2 separate regions of the Homo sapiens genome follow, and region 2 is linked to region 1. Evidence: read pairs that join two places in POLR2A ChIA-PET (ENCODE). Cell type or tissue: OCI-LY7. All regions are shown on one strand. Links, peaks and the distances in the headings refer to the core of each region. The heading gives the core; the rest is flanking DNA. Region 1 has its middle 22 kb from the start of LINC02370. Region 2 overlaps LOC105370082 (a long non-coding RNA gene).

What was found. Peaks named below come from ENCODE experiments on the same cell type or tissue, not always from the same donor. Only the 100,000 strongest peaks of a DNase experiment are listed, where the experiment ranks them.
Region 2: POLR2A ChIA-PET joins it to region 1 with 5 read pairs; 2 of 35 experiments call an interaction of 5 or more read pairs at or near these places.

The regions. Positions count from the first base shown.
Region 1 is chr12:131,319,913-131,331,235 of GRCh38, forward strand. No RefSeq gene overlaps it. Among named protein-coding and RNA genes, the nearest start is that of LINC02370, 22 kb to the right of the region's middle. RefSeq lists a silencer at 4,134-4,183. In OCI-LY7, for the core only: no CTCF peak of the experiment used is centred there; no DNase peak of the experiment used is centred there.
Region 2 is chr12:131,218,663-131,229,985 of GRCh38, forward strand. LOC105370082 (a long non-coding RNA gene) reads right to left here. Exons shown (of 4, transcript XR_945559.3): 4 at 6,537-11,323. Among named protein-coding and RNA genes, the nearest start is that of LINC01257, 59 kb to the left of the region's middle. RefSeq lists enhancers at 103-152, 3,517-3,596, 3,817-3,916 and a silencer at 4,111-4,282. In OCI-LY7, for the core only: a CTCF peak has its summit at 7,904; a DNase peak (open chromatin) is centred at 6,098.

The sequences.
Region 1 (11,323 bases), core at 2,143-10,142:
GAATTTCTCTCCTTCTGAGGTCTTAAGATAAACTCAGGGCTTCTGGGCCTATTAGAAAGTGACATTTTTTACTTACCACAGGCGAGGAACCCTGTACAGGGACTGTGCAGACAAGTCATGAGGTTAGTTTTCCCTAAGGGGCTTTTATTGGCTCCATAAGTCAATTTTGATATCTTTAAGGAAAACACATCATTCCAGTCAAAATCCTGGTAAAATAACTAGTTTCTCCAATTGTTTTCTGTTACAAGTGAAAACAGATTCTTATTGCACTTATGCAAATAACTGTATTGCCATAAGTTAAGAATACTCAAAAATAGTTTCTAAATTCTGGAGAAATCAGGTAGAAAGAAACAAATATGCTCCAAATTTTGTTCATAGGAGTATACTAAATTGTTAAAAGCTGTCAATAGCTCAAAAGAAAAGTTTTCTTGACTCTGAAAAAACAAAACAAAGGATTAGCAATGGTTTAAGCTTCAAAAAATCACTTCAAAAAGTTTACTTCAGTCTTCCCTTAGTTCAGTCCATGCAGTAAATTCTTGTTCTGCTTGATATTCATAAACATTTCAGCTACCCATGAGTCCTGAAAGTTTTTTCTCTGTTCTGATTTCACAGTCTCCAAAGTTATCAGAAATCTGTATTCAAGAGCACCTGTTGGAGTTTTATACCTGATTATAAAAACACCTTCTAAAGAGGACCAAAACAAGACAACAGTTTTCCATGGATGACAACAGTTTTAGGGAAGCCATAGTCAAAGACACATTGACAAGGAAATTTGTTACCTCTGTGGCACAAAATAATTTAATATAACAATTATAATTATTACTGATAATGTACACTAAGTCATATCGGAATTGTAGGCGTTTCCCATAATTTTGGAACACATATTTATACAAATACAGCCCAAAGAAAACCAACACCATTTCATATTTGACAATGCTTCTTGTATAATTTTTATGACAAATAAAACAAATTATGTCATTTTTGGACTTTAGGGAACCTAACATCTTAAAGGATTAATTAAGTCAGAAAAAGGCATAATTTATAATTTGAGAGTTTGTCATATATCAAAGGCTTGATAGACACTTGATATCACAGGTCATTTTAAAATAAGTCGTTCATTACACCAAAGTGATAACTCAAGGATTTTTTTTTTAAAGGGCAAAAACCTTTATTCTTTCAAAGAGGAGACTTAATTTTCCAAGCAATAAGCCCTAATAAAAACAGTATGAAGCCAATTAAATTTGTTTTTCAAAATTTTATAAACAATCTATAAAATTTAAATATTGACCATAAGATATAACTTCTATAAGCTTTCTATAACCTTTATAACATTTATTAAGGAGTCGGTGAATGCTTCAAGAAAACCTTGTTAATCTGACACAGGGGCCTATATGCTGGTCTTGCATCAGTGTGCCTTTGACATTAATGATTAATTCATACAAAAACTGAACTTATTTTATCTCTCAAAATTGGCCCTGACAATCTCATATGCCCACCTCTTCCATGATAGTCCCTGGGCCTTTAGGAGTTGAATAGCTTTAATTTCTGGCCCTGTGTCTCAGGAATGCAGTTTATTTTGATTGGCATCTTCTACTGGCCCCGAAGATGAGGCTTTAATTGTTGTCAGTGTTTAAGATTTATCAGGACTTGGTGTCCTTTTTAGATGAGTCAAAGCCCTGTAACACAATGTCACAAGGACTTTAAAAGCTTATACAGAAAGATACAGGGATGTAATAACCTTAATTTAAAAAAAATTCTTTTAATCTGAGTTTTTTTCCTAAGCAGACCAAAACAATAATAATGGCATAGCAATTGTTTCAATAAACTGTAAAATCTGTTAGGCCAGTTACCAATGGCAAAAGAAAAGACCTTCTGCACTACACAGAATGGTATGTTGGAAGAAAACATTGCCTTTGGAACTTTAAGAAAACATTGTTACCATCAGGCCACAACAAACAGATCTCAAAGAAAAAAACATATGAGCTTAAAAATGAGTTGAAGGAGAGTATTACTATTTCTCACCCTTTAAAAGGGAAGAGAAAACCTAAAATGGCAAGATGCAATAAAAGTTGAACTTTGGGTTAAAAAAATTAAAATCTCTTATAATTAATTAAGAGTAAATCAATCCCTTAAGAAAATTTTATTGTTCTTATATGTGGTTTTTACATTAAGCCCAGTCTCTATAAAGACCATTATAATTTCCCTTTAATTAATAGACAACTTGATCTGAAAGTTTTTGGTCTTTTTTGACAAATCCTCTTACTGTGACTTACAAAGACCATTCATGACAGCTTGGACTTTCTGGTGTGTCCTGAATGTTCCTCTTTCTTAAACACCAGTCATTTTATTTGAGGACTAAATTTACCATACAAGATTCTTCTCATACAAAATTATTTCTCTTTAAGCTTTATTACCAAAAAAATCACCTTTCTTTTTATAACTTTTTTTTGCATTTTTCTCATTTCCTGGTTCCTTTTACCTTGTTTTATACATAACCTTTAAAGAAGCTTCGAATTATACAAAAATCATTCACCTTTTTAAAAAGAACGCACTTTTTTAGAAAAAACATTTTCCTACAAATATATTTTTATTGGAAAATACCCAAATAATGAAATGTATATTTAATTTGATATAACTTTAGATTCTAAATTATGATGAGTTTGTCTACAAGTATTTATCCCATTACATTTATCTAATTATTTTATTTTAATCATTTACCTAGATTATTTATGAAAACTGCAATAGTCATCATTTAAAGTTAAGGAACGGCCATTGTAAAATTATAACTGAGAGAGTGAAAAAATCTGAACTAACTGGCTTTATCTTGCTTCTAACCTCCAATCTGTCCTTGTTCATTCCTAGGCATAGGCCGAACTAACTTTGGGATGAACTTAGTTTATAGTTTAGCTTTGAAACAAAGACAATAGCAGTCCTTTCCCAAAATAAACCTTACTGTCTGTGGACTAGACTGCCTAAAGCCACAGATTACAAGTTATGGCAATCTTACTAAATTCTGGATGTAGCTATTTTCATTAAACCAATAGCAATGTCTTATTTATTAAAAAATTACATAAGCAGACATCACTCTGTTTTGGGCTGGGTTTATGGTTTTGAAATCCTTATGCCAAATTTTGACACCTTATAGTATTTGGCAGGGATAAGTATGAAATTGCTGAATTAGTAAATGCAAACAAAAATGTGTGCTGGCAATTCGTAACATATTTATAATATTATTATACTTTACCAATAATTTTAAAGCTAGCTTATTTAAGATTTTACTTAAGTTACATAAACTTGAAAAAGCATTTGACTCGTCTTTTCTTTTTTCCTGATAAAGTATTTGATTCAAGAGCTTTTATTTTCTTAAGCCAATTAACTAGAGCCCTTTTATATATTTTCAGCAGTGAAACATTTTGCACACAACACATAAATAGATATATGTATTAGGCATGCCCATAGAAGCACATCTTATAGGTTTATAAAAACATTTTTTCCTATCTTAGACTTTCAAATTATTGATAACCTGTTTCACTACTCTAGACAGTTGTCAGCTAAATAAGCCTTAAATGTGTATATTAAAGGAAACAACTCAGGTAAAAATCAAATAGCAAAATTTACCTCATAATGTGCAGGGAGAAAAAATAAAAGTGTGCTAGAGGGAAATCAAAATAGATTTAATTGCCAATTAAACATAAAATTATAGAAATTATAAAGACCTTTTAAATATATACACACACAAGGATCCTATAGCTTTTACTTCAAAACTTTAGCCATGAGATAAATAAAAATTCACCAGCTTGTAAAAAAATGCCTGTTGGATCCAAACAGTGGTTTTTATCTTAATAGAAAAATAGCATCAGATTTAAAGTAGGCAGAAAAGAAAATAGAGAAAAAGAAAACTTAGGAACTCTATTGTTTGCAGGTTGACCTTAGGGCTCTTTTTCCTTAATGTAAATGTGCACAAAGACCATATTACTTCCATTTTACATAAACTCTGGCAGTAGAGGTGCCATAAAATCTACAGAGTGTTCACAAAGGGGCTATTCTCCTTGTTTCTCCTCATTCTTATTTGTTTCCCTTTTTTTTTTTAAGGAGGAACTGAGCTGTAGCCTAGCTTTTTTGTGTGGTGGATCGATGTGTGCTACTTGTGGACAGGACACCACAGTGTGTCACCACTGAGTCATTTCTGCCCTCTTACATGTCTCAGTTTCTCTCTCTCCAGAGGTCTATGACCTCTGAGAGGGCTCAAAATGCTGGGTGATCAGCCCTTTTATGCATTTCCTGAATAAATCTTTTTATTAAATTAATTTTCACTGGAGATTTCCCTGTAGGGCCCCTGCATGTCGTGGGGAGTCAACACCCCAGACACCTCTATGAGGCCTCCAGTCACCCATTGGTGCCTTTCAGCTGGGAAGAGCAAAATGCCTCTTCTCCTTGGAGCTGAGAAAACTCAGTTTATTTACCTATGAAAACAACAGTTTAGTTCCTCATGCAAATGCACACAGACAAGCTGAATCTAGATTAATTTGGGGAGAAAAAGCAATAGAGAAGACCCTTAAGAATGCATCTCCAAACTAGAATTAGGATCCTTAAACAACTTCCTGGGAGAAGCAAACAAACAAACAAACAAAAAACAGCCAAGACCATTTCCTGTATTTGCTCAGCCACTCCTAACTTTGTAGCTCTCATCTGCCATTACACACGCCAAGGTCAAATCCTTTCACAGTACAAGGTCATCTCTGCTACCCCCAAAGCCAAAGAGGTCAGGTCATGCAATACAGGAAAACAGAGCTTTAGGCCTAAGAAAAATCTGCCCATGACTCTTGAAACTCCATAAAGAAAACAGAACACCCCAGAATGGGTGAGTGGCACCTTTGTTCTGAATTCTTTAAAGGGGTTCAAGTCCTTAGAAGCCTTCTCTAGATTTTTGGTATGCAAATGTCAAAGTGGGAGGAAGGAGCTATAGAGTAGAAGAAAAATAAAGAAAGAACATTTGTTTTTTTAAAGCAGGAAGCAAACACAGAAACCAAGCACACAGTTTTTTGGGTTTTTGAATTTTGTTTTTTCCTCTTTTTCAGCTGTGAGAAATTTTAGCCAAATTAGAGAGGCTTTGTTACCCGTAATTTGGAATTCTCACTTGCATTTGACCAAGTCAGGTAGAGTTGGTCAAATCTGATGACAGAAAGACCGGAACAAACAACAACAAAAACTAATAATACGATCACTGAGCACCTAATGGTAAAGATAAGTTAAGACTCTAATGATAAAGATAAGTTAAGACCAGCCGGTTGTTAAACTTAAGCCAAGACAAGACCCCAATTCAGCTACTTACTGAGGGATGGGTCTCAGGCTCAAGACTGCTCTCTACCATCCCAGAGGCAGGAAAAAACTCAAACTTGTCTTCCCTGCTGGGAGTGAGCTCAAACTCCATAAAGAAGTTACCTGCTTTCCATTGTCATGGAAACAGGAAATTTTGCCTCCCTTGTTGGAAGCAAGTAAAACTCCAATAAAAGTAGTTGTACAGCAAAACAAACTTTAGATCTTGACCAAATTTGGGGATATCAGGGATTCTTGTGTGTGTGTGTGTCGGGGTGGGGGTTACAATTATGGGAAAAGCCCCGCTGGACCTCCTGTTGCCAAGAGAAAGGTGCCTCTACCTTCAACTCGGTAGAACAGAGTGGGTGTCAGGAGGGCGGGATCTGAGGCCATGGCCAGGTGCCCCTCAGTGAGTGGATTCCCCAGACAGAGTCTTTACCTCCCACCCTGCCAGCTCCCCCTCACACATCTATTCCTATTATTTCAGTGAATGGCACCGTCCTCCTCCCATCGATCTGGGTGCAGAGCCCTAGAAACAAGGCCCAAGAGGGCCTGGAAGAAATGAGAAGAGGACTCCATGGTCATGGTCAGCCCCTTCCTGCACTTACTCCTCACCCACATCTCCAGCCCTGGGCTCTCCTGGGGTCCCCTCCTGGGTTTCCTGTGGTTCCCTCCTGGGTCTCCCGTGGTCGCTTCCTGGGTCTCCCATGGTTCCCTCCTGGATCTCCCATGGTTCCCTCCTGGGTCTCCCATGGTTCCCTCCTGGATCTCCCATGGTTCCCTCCTGGGTCTCCCATGGTCCCTTCCTGGGTCTCCCATGGTCCCCTCCTGCATCTCCCATGGTCCCCTCCTGCGGTGGGAGTGGCAGCTCCTGGATATTCTAACTCACCTCTCAGGTCTGCACACCCTCCCAGCCCCCTTGGTGTTTCTTTCTCATCTGAGCAAATCCCTTTGGCATCAGAGAGAGGCCTGTGGACAGCCCACAGGAAGGCATCTAGGACAGTGAAGCTCAAAGCACTTCCCTGGTGTTGGGGTGAAGGCTGATGTTTCCAGAGAAGACATGTTTCCACCACATTCTACATGGCTGCCTAGTTCTTCTCTATCCACACCAGCCTGGCTGTCAGGAAAGGCACATTTGCATGGAAGGGTCTCAGGGTGTGGAAGAAAGGCAGACTCAGGGTGGACTCAGACAGGAACAGAACCACACGCATTGCATGAAAAGCACCATCAGTGGACAGAAACCCTTAGTCAGACTTCACAGCATTAACAGCCCCAGCATAAAAGAAATTGCTCGGCATGTCTCCTCCCATCTCTGCACATCATGTGTCAGGTGGCCACTCAGATGGCTAATTGACTCCTTTGAGGAGCAGAGGCTGGGTCCAGGCAGGAACAGTGGTTCTGGTGTGATAATGTGACAATTAAACAAAGTGGCATCTGATTAAGTGACCACATCGATTCTCTTAACATGAAAGGAGAATAGCTTCTGGACTGGGTGGCATAAACCTCACTCTCTTTGGAGAGTGATGAATGATAGGGTCATTAAGGAACAGAGAAGAAAATGGACAGACAAATAAATGGAGAATTGGTAAAAACGGGGATGGGTGTGCAGTGGAAGACTGGATAATTGCAGGATAAATGGTGTAATTGGGTAAAATCCAGATGACTGGTTAAAACGGGTAATGGGTGTATAAATGGATGAGAGATTAGATGGCAGATATATGGGCAGATGGATGGATGGATAGATGGAAGAGAGAAGAATGGATAGTAACCTGGGAATATGTTCAGATAAGAGGATGGGCAGATGGATGGATGGATGGATGGATGGATGGATGGAAGAGAGAAGAATGGATAGTAACCTGGGTGTATGTTCAGATAAGTGGTTGGACAGATGGATGGATGGATGGATGGATGGATGGATGAAAGAAGAATGGTTAGTAACCTGGGTATATGATCAGATAACTGGATGAACGGATGGATGGATGGATGGAAGAGAGAAGAATGGATAGTAACCTGGATATATGTTCAGATAAGTGGATGGGCAGATGAATGGACAGATGGATGGATGGATGGATGCATGGAAGAGAGAAGACTGGATAGTAAACTGAGTATAAGTTCAGATAAGTGGATGGACAGACAGATGAACAGATGGATGGATGGTGGATGGATTAGTGAGAAGGTAGGTGGCCATACACACAAATGACAACTTTGAGAGCACATATTTGACTTAAATCTTAGGGTCATCACGTTCCCAGGAGATGCGTTACTCCTCACCTGCTATTCCCAGCAGCCCAAACTTCCTGTTTCCACCACTTCCCCTGATCAATTCGGATACTCAGGGAATGAGGGGGTCACAATCTGAGTCAGCAGGAGGTCAGCCAACCTGGCCAGCGGTATGGATGCCCCAGGCAGCCCACATGTGGGTGGTGACTTGAACCTACACAGGCAATGGGGGAGGAATTCGGGCAGTTACCTGGATAATTGGGATAAAAACAACTCCACTCAAGAACCTGGAGGACTCGGGCCTCATGGGCTCTGGCGGGACACGATCCTCGGGTCACTCCCCTCCCCGTCCCTGCGCAAGTCCTGACCCAGGGAGCCCCTCCCCTGCGGAGGGCAATGCTGAGCCAGCCCTGGGCACAGACAGGTCTGAGTGTCCCCGTCTTCTCCACCAGGGGAACCACAGCCCGTCTTTCCTCCAACAGAAACCAACCACATCCCCGGATGGCACTCAGACAAGCCACTTTCTATTGACTTCAATTTGCATTTTAAATAGACTAAGTGGCTCCGGAAAGAAAGCAGAAGTTCATTAGTGTTGTGAAATGCCATTTCCATCAACTCCTTGCATGGGAATCCTAATTACAGCTCCCTGGGGAGCAGTGGCAGGACCCAGGCCCACCGAGCCAGCAGCTGGAGCAGAAGTGAGCAGAGAGCAGCTTTGGCTTCCTGGGCCCTGGCTGGGAGAGCGGGGCTGCCTGGGTAAAGGAGCCCCCTCCTCCAACTCAGAGGCCCCTGGATCCTGACCCTGGCCGGCCAGCGGCCTGACCAGCAGCCGTGTCAGCAGCATTGCCCCGGGAGCAGGGGCTGTCAGTCCTGGTGTGCTCTGGAACCCAAGGAGCCTGAGACAATCTCGTGCCTGGAGACCGCCCCCCCCCCCCCAGAGATGCAGGTGGACGTGGGAGTCAGCACAGACCCCAGGGGTAACTATGCCTGGAGACCACCCCCAGAGATGCAGGTGGGCGTGGGAGTCAGCACAGACGCTAGGGGTAACTATGTGCGGCTGATTCGTGACCACTTTCCTGGGCACCTTCTGCCTCCCCCACAGAGGCCCACACCTCCCCCCACAGACAGAACCCATCCCCACCCGTGCACTGAGCGCCAGGGAGACAAAGCCCCATCCACCCGCAGTGCATTCATTCATGGAGGAATAAATGTGTGTTGGCTGGAGAGGGCTTTTATATTACTCACTAAAATTTTCAACGCATCTATCCACAAAGACAACACATCAGGAAGGGATCATGTTTTCAACAGATGAGGCTGTAGCCATTGCAGGTCCGCAAGCAAAACAGTGAGCTCCACCTACACCTCCCACCTCACGCAAAAACTACCTCAGCATGTATGGGGGACCTACGTGTAAAACGTAAAATTACAAACATTTTAGAAGCAACATTGGAGGAAGCTTTGTGACTTTGAGTTAGGCAATGACAAAAGCACAATTCTTAAAAAAAAAAAATCTATAAACTTGACTTCATCAAAATTAAACCCTTTTGCTCTGCAGAAGACAGAGTTTAGATAATGATCAGACCAGCCACCGGCTGGCAAGGAATATTTGCAATTCATATATCTGACCAAAGTCCTGTATCTGGAATATGTAAATAACTCTGAAAGCTCAACCGTAACAAAGCAAAGGATACAATATTTTTTAAATGAGGAAAAATGTACACAGACGTTTTCCCAAATAAAATATACAAGTGGCAAATAAGCCCATAAAACAATGGACAATGTCACGAATTATTAAGAAAATGCAAATTAGAGTCATCATGAGGTCACAGCACACACCTATTAGGATGCTAAAATTAACAAAAAAAGGAAAGCAAAGAAAGAAGGAAATGATAGCAGGTGCTGCTGAGGCTGCCGAGCAAGCTGCGCTCACAGTGGACGGTGCAGCCACTTCATTATGGAAACAGGGTGGCTGCTGCTCCAGCCAAACACTCCACACACTCAGCATGTGAGTCCGCAGCCCCACCCCAGGGACCCACTCACGTGGAGTGAAAGCCTACCTCCACACAAAAAAATGTAGGTTAAAGTTCCTAGTGGCTTTATTTGTAATTGCAGAAACCAGAAACAACGCAAACGCCCCCATCAGTGAGCGCAGAACGAGTCGCCATGCATAGGTGCAGTGGACGCCGCTCAGCAGGGAGACGGGCAGGGCAGGCCGTGGGTGCGCACAGCCGCCCGGGCGACTCTCCATGACCCGCGCTGAGGGCCGGGAGCCCACCCAGAAGGCTCCCACTGCATGAGCCCATTTATAGGACGCTCTGGATGTCAGAGAAGAGGCCTGCGGTTTCCAGGTGTTAGGGTGGAGGGGAGGGGTGAGTACAAGAGGAAGTGTGGAGGGATGTGTGGGTGATGGGGCTGTTCATCTGTCTGTCCATCCACTTATCTGAACATATACCCAGCTTACTATCCATTCTTCTTTCTTCCAGGCATCCATCGATCCATCCATCCATCCATCCATCCATCTGTCCATCTGTTCATCCACTTATCTGAACATATGCCAAGGGTACTATCCATTCTTCTCTCTTTCATCCATCCATCCATCTCCCCATTCATTTATCTGAACATATACCCAGGTTGCTATACAGCCTTCTTTAATCCATCCATCCATCCATCCATCCATCCATCCATCCATCTGTCCCTCCACTTATCTGAACATATACCCAGGTTACTATGCATCTTTCTCTCTCTTCCATCCATCCATCCATCCATCCATCCATCCATCCATCCATCCATCTGCCCATCTGCCCATCCATTTATCTGAACATATACGCAGCTTACTATCCATTCGTCTCCCTTCCATGAGTCTGTGCAGTGGTCCAAACCCGCAGAACTGCACACCAACAAGGGTGTGAAAATTAGAAGACAAACTTTAAAATGCACTTCCTCTTCCACCAAGCAGCCCTCCAGGAATGATTCCCATGAATGCACCCACATGAGCATCTTAGCAAAGGATGGGGAGCCTGTGAGGGACCCGCTGCAGGCGTGGGTTAAATGAGCCTGGAGCTTCCAGGCCTGGAATCCTCCATCCAGTGGGTAAAGAATGTGGCAGATCACTGTTGACTGATGGGGACTTTTCCCATGAGCGCCGTGTGAAAGGGATGTGGAGCCGCACACAAACCACCCTGTCATTTGCATGAGAAGAAGAGACATAGCCATGTGTTTCCTTGTTGGTGACACAGTATTTGCTGGAGGGATGAACAGAAATGATAACACCAGCTGCATCTGGGGAGGGAACTGGAGGCCGAGGGACACTGTGGAGACCTGCTTGTCAATGAGTGTCCTTTGAACTGTTGGAGGACACTTTGTCTATTCAAAAGGAAATGTATTTTATAGTTGTTGCTCCAGCCTGTAGATCTGCAGCTAAGGAGAATTGCCATCCTCCTGCCAACCTTATAGGAAGAAGCCTCAGCCCAGGCAACCATGGAGCCATCCCAGTTCCACACATGCAGGTTAAGATTATTCCGCTCTAAAGGTCAGCACAGGGCCGACCTGGAGGAACAGGAAATACGTAGGTTCCCAGCATGGGTCAGTGATCCCCTGACCAGGCCAGCAGCATCCATCCATCCATCCACCCACCTACCTATCCACCATTCACCCATCCTTCCATTCACCCATTAATCCATGCATCCATCCATCCACCCACCCATCCATCCATCCATCCATCCAACCTTCCACATATCCACTCATTCATTCATCCATCCATACACCCACCCACCACCCACCCCCCATC
Region 2 (11,323 bases), core at 1,128-9,127, 100 kb before region 1:
TGCAGGGTCCCTCAGCTGTGCTGAAGCAGGGCACAGTCCAGCCTCCATCCACCCTGGCAGCTTGGCTGAGCCTGGGGGATGGGCTCACTACGGACCCAGCCTTCTGTTGTTTCTTGCTGCCTGTGAGTAATAAATTTGCAGACAAATAGGTGACCGAGGCATGGTGGCCTTAAACAGCAGCCCAGGATGCGGGGGTAGCAGGTGGACCTGGCTTCCGGGCTTTGGCACAGCGATGACCCCCAGGCAGCGGGGGGGCTGTCTGGCATTGGTAATTAGTGAACCTGCTTCTCCACTGGGAGGAGTGGCCGCCCCGAGGTGAGGGCAGATCTGTGTTGAAAACTGGAATTCCGAAATGACAGTTAAATCTGAAAGGGAGACCAGGGGATGCCCAGACCTGGGAGGAAACTGCATTTCACCCCGTCAGGCCCTGTCCTTGGCCTCCGCAGCCCAGGACAAATGCTTCAGGGCAGCTTAACAGCATTAAAGCCCCCGGGCCCCACACAGGGAGAAAGAGGAAGACCACAGGCCGCCCCAGGAGCTTGTGGCCTGTGGGGCCCAGGTGGGAGCAGGAAGAAAGCTGCACCCCTCCCAGGTGGAAGAACCAGGTGAAACCAAGGGGAGAGGCCTCTCTCCTCACGGGCCCCAAACCATGTGGCCTCAGACACGTCCTGCCCTCTGTCCCCACATCCTCCTCTGTCTTGCGAGGCTGCCACAGGGCCATGGTTTAGAACAGCCGGTGACCACGGGGAGCCCCACCCCAGCCAGCCCCCTTGGCCCCACTGGGCTCCGACTTCCTTGGGAGGCTGAGGGTGACTCGATGGGAGGCAGGAGAGCACAGGGGGAATTCACTGCAGATTTAGGTGCAGGGCCTGGGGCCACCCAGAGAGTGACCACAGCCACAGCCTTGGGGCTGGGGGGCAAGGAGGGGGCATATAGGGCCCTGCCCAGGTCAGTGGGAGGCAGTGATGCAGAGGGCTGTCCCGGGGACTCTGGGCCATGGAGGATGCAGCAGGAAACCTCAGGGCATGGGGCCCACCCTGTGCCCCCTCCTTCTTTCCTCCTGCTCCTGCCTGTGCCCTTTGTTGGCCAAACCCAGGCAGGAGCTAGTGGACTCGGAGCCCGGACCCCGAGGGTCAGCCTGCTGGACACAGCCAGGGAGGCTGAGGGGCCTCCGAGCAGAGCCTGGGGTGGTGGCCTCTCCACCCACCAAGACCTGGCTTCCCGGGCTGTCCCAGTGCCCTCAGGTCCTGGTCCCACCAGCCTCAGTCCCACCATAGCCTAAGATGGGCCCAGTGCCGCCTGGGAGTCAGTGACCTGGGGAAACTCAGCTACTGTGAACCTTAAGAGGGGCTCCTGGGCGTGGCTTCTGTAGGCACAGGGGGTGTTTGGCAGAGTGGAGGGGACTCTTTGAGCAGTGAACGTTCCCCTGACCACCCGGGCCGAGAAGGTTGAGCTTGGCTCAAAGAGCATCACTTGGGGACAGTGACCCACACCTGTTGGTTTGTTCTTTCATTTATTCATTCATTCCCTCACGAATTGTGTGTCACTGAGGCTACCAAGAGGAATCAGGCACAGGTGACCTCATGGGGGACTGAACACAAGTGTGGCCAGTTCAGAGCAGGAATCAAAATCACACAGGCCCCACCCCACTCCCCTCTCACTCCTGTGCTCCCTGCGACAGGTTCCTTAATGTCTCTGTTTCTTCCTCCATAAAATGAGGGCAGCAGCCAGCTCACCTCCTGGGGTGCTGGGCTGAGTGAGTCCTGCCTGGAAGGTGCTCAGAGCAGGGCCTGGCCCAAGAGGCCCCTCAGCTCACAGCGGCCCTCACTGTGGAGCCGTGGCGCGGGTAATTGATTTTCTGGTTCTGCTGACGTGAGACTCTGCACCTGTGAGGTGGTGGCTGCCCAGTGCTGTTCAGGGAGCCTGGGCTCTGACTGGCTATTCCATGATTCAGCAACTTTGGATTCTCACCATATCCACATGTGAGTTATAGGAATTCCAAGATATGCATTTTGCAAGACAAAATGAGAGAAATAGTTCAAATCGAATATGCCCAGTTAGATTTAACACATACGCCATTTATTATCCGCTGTTCATTTCAGTCTGTGTTCTGCATCCTGAATATGTTTGCGTCTGTTCTGTATATATTTTGCAGAACCATTGGGCACTGTGTTTTGGGGTGATTTCTAAGGGCGATTTTGACCAAGCAGTTTGCCCTCTGTGCCGGCGTTAGGACAGAGTCCACATATGGTGTGTGGGTCTGCCCCATAAACAAGGGATCCGTTCCTATCTCAGGATGAACATAGAGGTGTGAAGTGAGAATTCTGGCAGTGCCCTCCCTCCCTCCCTCCAGGGTGGCAGGATCGCTGCCGCATCTCAGTCCCCACTGCGTTCTGTGCAGGCTTCTCTGTTCCTTTCTAAGAGTTGTGGCTGAATTCAGCCCTGCCATGCGATGGGATCACATCTGGCACCTGCACAGGCAGGGCCCTTGCTGTTGGCCCAGCGATCAGGGACGGTGGCCTGGCCCAGGGCAGGGGCAGGGACCTGGGAGAATGGCCCAGGGCAGCTTGGGTCTGGGGAAGAGCCAGGGGCCTGGTGGACAGCCAGGTAGGGCCGGATGGGGTTGGCAGTGACTCCTGGGCCATGGTTCTCCCTCCTGGTACCCTAGGGACGCCCCCCTTCCCCACTATGTGCTGAGTGTCGCAGAGGCTTTTGGCCTGCAGCCCCCCTTTTCCTACAGCCTCAGCTTTTCAAGAGAGAAGTGCTGGCTCCCTTGGCTCAGCACACAGTCCCCTGCGCGGCTGGCACAGAGCTGTGCCATCTCCAGTGTGGACAGACCTGCAGGTGGCCCCAGATCAGGCTCCTAAGCACTTGCTGGAGCCCGGAAGCAGAGCCCTCCTTCTATTATTTTCTTAGGACAGGCGCTCTCTGTGGGGCCAGTGCACCCTCCTGCAGGAAGCCCTCCAGGGTGAGATGGAGATGCTGAGACCACCTGGCCACACCCAGATTCCTCTCTAGGCCACTACCCCTCCACAGTCAATTAATGAGCACCTACCGTGTGTGAGGCAGGGCTGGGCAGTCTGAGCACAGGGTCCTGTGTCAGGGACAGAGTTGAACTGGACACCAACCAGTCCTGCAGTGCCGAGTGGGTGCAGGAGGGGCCGAGGCCTGGGGGACGTGGGTGGGGACACGCCCCCTGGGGAGGGGCTGGGCAGAGAGGGGCAGGGTGAGCAGGACCCGCCAGGACATAGAGGGAGCCTCGCTGGCAGAGGGCAGAGGGGTCAGGGCCCATGGGGAGGCCACGGTGTCCTGGGATTAATGAGGTTCAGCAGGGCTGGGGGAAGGTGGAGGGAGATGGATCCCAGGCTCAAGGGTCAGTCCCCTGAGGACTGAACTCTGACCTTTTCATCTCTTGCCCAGATTCCTTTCAAAGAGTCCTGGGGAGTCACACCCTACAAACCATAAAATCTCATGAAATGGGCTTTTCTATTAACCTGGTATAATGGGGCTCACCTTCCAGCCTGACTGTGGTACGGCTCAGGTGACAGACAGCAGACCCGTTCTCTTAACCCCAGCACCCCTTCTCCTGACTCCAAGACTTTAGACAAAGCTTGGCTCTCTCAGCCAGCTGTGAGCTAAAAAGATCCCGGAAACCCACCGGTGACTGGTAAGCCCCGGCCTCCCGTGGTCCCGCCTTTGCGGGCTGAGCCGACGTATCCCTTCCCTGCATGGATTCGTGATTGTGTCTGCAGGCCCTGTCTCTCTGCAATGCATGAAATCAGCCGTAACCAGCCCCTGGGGCACTCTCAGGAACTGCCCAGGCTGTGTTTCCTGGGCTGCGGGCACGCATACTGGCTCAGAATAACCTCTTTCAATATCTTGGTAGAATTTCGTTTTTCTATTGTCAGCCTGCCAAGCCCTGTCTGCCTCAGTGCTGAATGTGAGTGTGTGAGTGCATGTGAGTGTAAGTACATAAATGGGTGTGTGAGTGTGTGTGCGTTCTGTAAGATGTGAGTATGTGTGCATGAGTGTGTGCGTGTGCATGTGTGTGTGCGTGTGCATGAGCATGTGTGTTTTAGTATGTGAGTGTGTGTGTGTATCCTGCCGACTCAGCCACACCACCCCTGCTCTGCCCTGTAGAGATAGCCTGAGGCTCCTGGGCAGAAGATGGCCAGGTTCTGACAACAGGAGTGGGTAGGAACCCGACGTGGGAGGAGCCTGAGAGGAGGGCACTCCCCAGCCCCCAGCTCCCACCGCAGTGCCTCCATGTGGTCCCAACCCTGGTGGCGCCTCTGCCCTACTGTCTGTCCCCAGCCAAGATGGACCTTGCTGGGTGGGAGGTGGGTGTCTCCCTGGTCCAGCAGTTGAGGGGACTCCTGAGCCCTGCCCACTTTCCCTCCCCTTGCCCCAGCCTGGGGGAGGTTACCGCGCTTCCCTGAGCCCCCGGCTCATGAGGCCTCTCCTCCCTGCTCCTCCTCCCTGCGCCCTTCAGCCTGCATCCTCCTCCCTGCCTATCTTCCCTGCTCCTCTCTGACCCCTCCTCCCTGCATCCTCCAACCTTGGCCCTCTTCCTTGTCCCCTCTTTCCAGGCCCCCTACCAGTCCTCGCCCCGGCTCTGTGTTTCCCGCTCTCCTGTGGGGTGGCGGGGCCAGGCCTCCCTTCTGGCTGCATTCTGTGGTTCGGGCTGGGGCTAACGCACAGCCACAGAGGGGATTTTCGGGGAGCAAGTGACCATTCAGTGAACGTAGCAAAAGGTGACTCTGGCCCCCTGCAGAGAATGGCCCGGTGGCGGTGAGAGGCAGCAGGGCTGGGGGACTGCGGTTCTCCTGGGAAGAGGTGGCGGTGGTGGTGGCGGTGGCGGTGGCAGTGGGGACGGATAAACGTGGACGCAGCCATGAAAGTTAGAAAATAAACCCAGAGCCCTAGGAGGGGCGCTCCACGAGGCCCGTTGTACAGAAGGAGAAACCGACGCCAGAAAGGCACGTGGCTCCCTCGGCCACCGCCAGCCCTGGTGCCTGGAGAAGGGAAGTGGCCTCCGGTCCAGGGACCTCAAATACGCGGACCAGAAGTCTCCTCTCAAGGCCGCGTCTACCGATGGCCGCCCCGTTATCCTGGCTCTAGAAAATCTTCCTGACTGAGGCAACATTGAAATAACATGAGAAATGCGGTACGAAGTTGCTGGCACCGCTGGCCTGGCTTCAATGCCTTCATTATTCTCAGTTTGCACAGCGGGGTCCTCGTGCACAGAGTGTCACTGTCTTGGTACTCAGGGGAGCTCCCGGTGGGGAGACTGGGCAGGCTGGATGTGGGCGGCAGGGGAGCTATGGGGGACCCCATCCCTACAGGCTCCTCCCCACAGACCAAGTGCGCTGCCTTCCTCAGGTGCTGACACAGGTGCGCAGACACAGGACAGCTGGGGAAGGGGGATAGACAGAGCACAGCTGTCCCGGGCCCAGAGCCAGTGCAGGCCGCCCACCACCCGATGGAGTCAGGGTTTGGATTAGAGAAGGGGCCTTGCTCAGGTTCAGGCCTGAGCAGAACCAGGGGTTTCCAAAGCGCTGGGCTTGACTCCAACAGATTAAAGCTCATTACACCCACCTTGGGATCATTCCTGCCCTCTGCAGGTGTGCTGTGCTGAAGCAGTGGGGCCAGGTGTGAAACAGGAGGCATGGCCAGGTTGGAGGGGCGGGGTCAAACCACAGGGGCGGGGCCACGGTGGGGGTGTGGTCAGGGTGTGGTCAAGCTGTAGGGGAGGGGCGGGCTCGATCTGCGGGAACGAGAGGTGTGGTCAAGGTGTGGTCAAGTCATGGGGGGTGGGGCCAGGATGGAGGGGTGGGGTCAAGCCACAGGGGCTGGTCAGGGTGGAGAGGTGTGGTTACACCGTAAAGGCAGGGCCAGGGTAGAGGTGAGGGATCAGAGAAGGAAATGGCTAGAAAGAGGGGGTGGGGATAGGATGGACAGGGGTGGCCAAGCCATGGGTGTGGAGATAGGGGTGGGGCCAGGGTGAGGGGAGGAGCCAGACAGAAGGGTGGGGCCAGGGTGAAGGGCATGGTCTAACCATGGAGTGCTGTCAAGCACTGGGGGAAGCCAGGATGGAGGGGCAAGGTCAAACCACAGGGGTGGGGCCAAGGTGGAGACGTGTGGTCGGGGTGTGGTCAGGCCATAGGGGCGGGGCCACATTGGAGGGGGCTGGGTCAGGCGTGGGCGGGGCCAGGCTGGAGGGGCAGAGCCAGGCAGGGGGTGTGGTCACACTGTCCTGTAACGGGAGGGAGGACACACACATCCTGACACCCAGCCTTTGAGGTCTCCACGGGTCTCACAGCCCGTACCTCACTGCGTCCATCTCTTCCCCCACTTCATGACTGGCCCTCAAGAGTCAGGAGTGAATGAACCCCACTGCACAGTGTGTGACACATCACATCTCATCTCTCTGCGCGTGGATTCCCTCAGGCTTCAGGCTTTATGATGTATTTTCGTTCCTTCCCATTCCTCCTCCCATTCCCCTCCCTGCCGTTAGGAAATCACTGAGCCGTGTGTAATGACGATCTTTTTATTGGGACGTGTTCTTGGAGAGTGCCCGTTGCTGTTTCCGGGCATGAACGTCAATGGTCTCATGTGATTAATTTCATTCTGTGTATTTGTAAACTTTTACAAATAATCATGTTTTAAAGATGCTCTCATATCGCTCCGTGTGCACCAGCTCATGCTGTCTCATTGCTGCATGGTTCTCCGTGTGCGCCCACCCCATTTTCCTCTCTGTTCTCCCAGGGACACCCACCCAGGTCCTGTGCCCCTCCCGGCCCCCACAGACAGGCTCAGAGGTCATCTGTGGGCCTCAGAGGTCATCTGTGGGCCTGGGTCAGCACCTCCCTGGGTGTCTACTTGAGGTGGGACCGCTGGGTCCAGGGCCCTCCGTCCACCCCCACCTGCAGGACATCCCTGCGTCCCTGCCCAGGCTGGGAGCCGCCAGCTTCCTAATCACCGCCAGGAGTGACAGGAGACAGCCTGGGTGTGGCATCTTGGCCTGTTGGGATTTCCTCTCCTGGGTGTTGCCTGCTCACATCGCTCTGTCCATTCTTTGGGATTTCTCCTTGTTTCCTTGTTGATTTACAAAGTTACATTGTATATTTGACACACTGATCACGTTCCAGTTTTAAACTTTGCAAATCTCTTTTCCCATTTTGCCAGTCGTCTAATGATTTTGTTCATGGTCTTCTTCATTAAGCAGGCATCCTTTGTTTTGATGTGACAAAACTAATCATTTTTCTATGGTTTATGCTTTCCAAATGTGTTTAAAAAATTGTTCCCAGGCACAAGTTCCCAAAGACTCTATATGTTTTCGTATTTTCTCTCTTTTCATATTCAGGTTTTTAATCCATCTAGACTCCATCTTTGTTTGCAGTATTGGTTAGCGATTCAGTCTTACTTTCCTCCACACAGACAACCCGTTTTCCCAGTACCGGTTTTACACAGCCCATCTTCTATCAATGGTTTGTGGAGCCGGTTTCATCACAGTTTTAATAAATATCATGTGAACATGTTACTTAGCTTGGTTGGTATTCCTGAAATGTTCTATTTTCTGTGGACTGTGCTCCTTGGGTAAAATAAACCCAAACCACACAGTATAATGAAAATGTCATGATCATCAACAGCCAAATGCCTCCTGCTTTTCCTCCAGCTGCGGTGCTGGTTAAGAGCAGAGCTTTGGAGCCTATCAGGCCTGGTCCCCAGAAGCAGATCCTGGGATGAGGACTCAGGAACAGGTGGTGCATGAAGGGAGGGCCGGGAGGGAGCCGGGACAGGGATGGGGTCAGGGCAAGCAAAGCTGTGAGCACCAGGTCTCCTGACTGCAATGGCTTCCTTGTGGTCCTGCAGGGGCGCCCTGGAGCGTGAACCCAGCCTCAGCCACCCTGTTGGAGGCTCCCACACCCCTGTCACTGGTCAAGGCCTCGCTAGGTGGGGAGGATGAGAGCCAGCGAGCTGCTGAGTGTGGAACAACTCGCTCCCAGGGGCAGCAGCAGCACAGCCCCTGCCAGCTTCCTGGGATGTGAATAATTTCACTATGACTGACGTTCAGCCTGTGTCATACCTGGTTTATATAATTCCTGAAAACTGTAAACACCAAAATCATATCCCACAAGCTGGGAGGAGGCAGCTTCAGCATGGCTGGCCCCCAGGCCACTCCAGCTCACTGCAGTGGGGCCGGTTGGGCTCAGTGGCCTAAGGACAGTTGTCCAAAGAGGAGTGTCAGGAGCCAGCCCTGGAGAGAGAAGAACACAGAAGCCCAAGAGGGGGTCCTGGGAATGCTCAGGGCCAGAGGATCTGAGTGGAGTCCCCCTGGTGTCCAGGCCCCTGGGGTCGGGATTCCTCTCCTCCCCCCAGCTCAGGCAGGTCCTAGAAGGTTATCAGGGAGCTGTATCTGTCCCACAGCAGCCTGTGGGAGCCGACTCTCACATCTGAGGGTTTTTATGAGCCAGCTGTTAAATTGGTTCCATCAGCCTGCCATGGCCGTAAAATGCACCAGCCATGCCCATCCCCTCCTGGGGAGAGGAGTTCAAGCTCACAGAGACCCTCAGTGCCAAGATCAAACCCAGGTGATATGGTTTGTCTGTGTCCCCACCCAAATCTCAACTTAAACCGTATCTCGCAGAATTCCCACATGTTGTGAGAGGGACTCCGTGGAGGTAATTGAATCATGGGGGCCAGTCTTTCCTGTGCTATTCTCATGATAGTGAATAAGTCTCATGAGATCTGATGGGTTTATCAGGGGTTTCTGCTTTTGTTTCTTCCTGATTCTCTCTTGCCGCCACTGTGGAAGAAGTGGCTTTCGCCCTCCGCCATGATTGTGAGACCTCCCCAGTCATGTGGACTGAAAGTCAAATTAAACCTCCTTTTCTTCCCAGCCTCAGGTATGACTTTATTAGCAGTATGAAAACAGACTAATACACCAGGCCATTCTGCACTTTTGAGGGGTGACAGCATGCTGGCAGTCCTCACAGCCCTTGCTCGCTCTCCACGCCTCCTCTGCCTGGGCTCCCACTTTGGCAGCACTTGAGGAGTCCTTCAGCCCACCGCTGCACTGTGGGAGCCCCTTTCTGGGCTGGCCAAGGCCGGAGCCCACTCCCTCAGCTTGCAGGGAGGTGTGGGGGGAGAGGCGGGAGTGGGAACCGGTGCTGCGTGTGGCGCTTGCGGGCCAGCTGGAGTTCCGGGTGAGGGTGGACTTGGTGGGCCCCGCACTCGGAGCAGCCGGCCGGCCCTGCTGGCCCCGGGCAATGAGGGACTTAGCACCCGGGCCAGTGGCTGCGGAGGGTGTACTGGGTCCCCCAGCAGTGCCAGCCCACCAGCGCTGCGCTCGATTTCTCGCCGGGCCTTAGCTGCCTCCCCTCGGGGCAGGGCTCGGGACCTGCAGCCCGCCATGCCTGAGCCTCCCACCCCCTCCATGGGCTCCTGTGCGGCCCGAGCCTCCCCGACGAGCACCACCCCCTGCTCCACGGCGCCCAGTCCCATCGACCACCCAAGGGCTGAGGAGTGCGAGCGCATGGCGCGGGACTGGCAGGCAGCTCCACCTGCAGCCCCGGTGCGGGATCCACTGGGTGAAGCCAGCTGGGCTCCGGAGTCTGGTGGGGCATTGGAGAACCTTTATGTCTAGCTCAGGGATTGTAAATACACCAATTGGCACTCTGTATCTAGCTCAAGGTTTGTAAACACACCAATCAGCCCCCTGTGTCTAGCTCAGGGTTTGTGAGTGCACCAATCCACACTGTATCTAGCTGCTCTGGTGGGGCCTTGGAGAACCTTTATGTCTAGCTCAGGGATTGTAAATATGCCAGTCAGCACTCTGTATCTAGCTACTCTGGTGAGGACGTGGAGAACCTTTATGTCTAGCTCAGGGATTGTAAATATGCCAATCGGCACTCTGTATCTAGCTCAAGGTTTGTAAACACACCAATCAGCCCCCTGTGTCTAGCTCAGGGATTGTAAATACACCAATCGACACTGCATCTAGCTACTCTGGTGGGGGCCTTGGAGAATCTTTCTGTCAACACTCTGTATCTAGTTAATCTAGTGGGGATGTGGAGAACCTTTATGTCTAGCTCAGGGATTGTAAATGCACCAATCAGCGCCCTGTTAAAACAGGCCACTCGGCTCTACCAATCAGCAGGATGGTAGATAAGAGAATAAAAGCAGGGTGGGGCCAGATAAGGGAATAAAAGCAGGCTGCCCGAGCCAGCAGTGGCAACCCTCTCGGGTCCCCTTCCACACTGTGGAAGCTTTGTTTTTTCGCTCTTTGCAATAAATCTTGCTGCTGCTCACTCTGTGGGTCCACGCTGCTTTTATGAGCTGTAACACTCACCACGAAGGTCTGCAGCTTCACTCCTGAGCCAGCGAGACCACGAGCCCACTGGGAAGAATGAACAACTCCAGACGCACTGCCTTAAGAGCTGTAACACTCACCGCGAAGGTCTGCAGCTTCACTCCTGAGCCAGTGAGACCACGAACCCACCAGAAGGAAGAAACTCCGAACACATCCGAACATCAGAAGGGACAGACTCCAGACACGCCACCTTAAGAGCTGTAACACTCACTGTGAGGGTCCATGGCTTCATTCTTGAAGTCAGTGAGACCAAGAACCCACAAATTCTGGACACACTTTCAGCCAACAAGGCAAATCAACATTCTCAGGGCTAGGCTGTGAGGCCAGCCTGTGAGGGAAGCAGGTGTCCCTGCAGCTCTGGCCTCCACTGCTGGGGTGGGGTGGGGAGGGAGGCCTGTGCCCCAAGGAGTGGCCAAGGCAAAGGGGCCCCTCTTTCCCGAGCTGACATCAGGGTGTCAGGACAAGAGCAGAGAGAACTGAATGACCCAGCTCTGGCCTCCACCTGGTGGGACCCGGCCTCCCTGCAGACCCACCTGCAGCCGCTGTCCCTGCTGGAGGGACAGAGAACAGCCCGCCCTGCAGGCCACAGGGACCACCCAGACCCTGAGCTGTGAGGAGACCCTGGAAAGTGGGAGCGCTGGTTACAGAGACTTCTTCTGGAAGGAGAAACCCCCTCACAGGCACCAAGGGAGCAAAGTGCCCCTGGAAACACAGCTGATCCCTCCAGCAAATAAATTTCCAGGCAGATTTGAATTTCAGATAAACAGGAATGATTGTTACTCTAAGTATGCCCCCCCGTGGGTAGTGCTCCCAGCAGATGGGCCTGCTCCATCAGGAGGAGGCGGGGACTGTGGGCAGGGAGGACCCGTGTCTGCCCTGAGCCCCAGGACACAGATCACTCTGGAGGGGCGGGCCACACGGTCACAGGAAACACTGGGCTGAAAACAC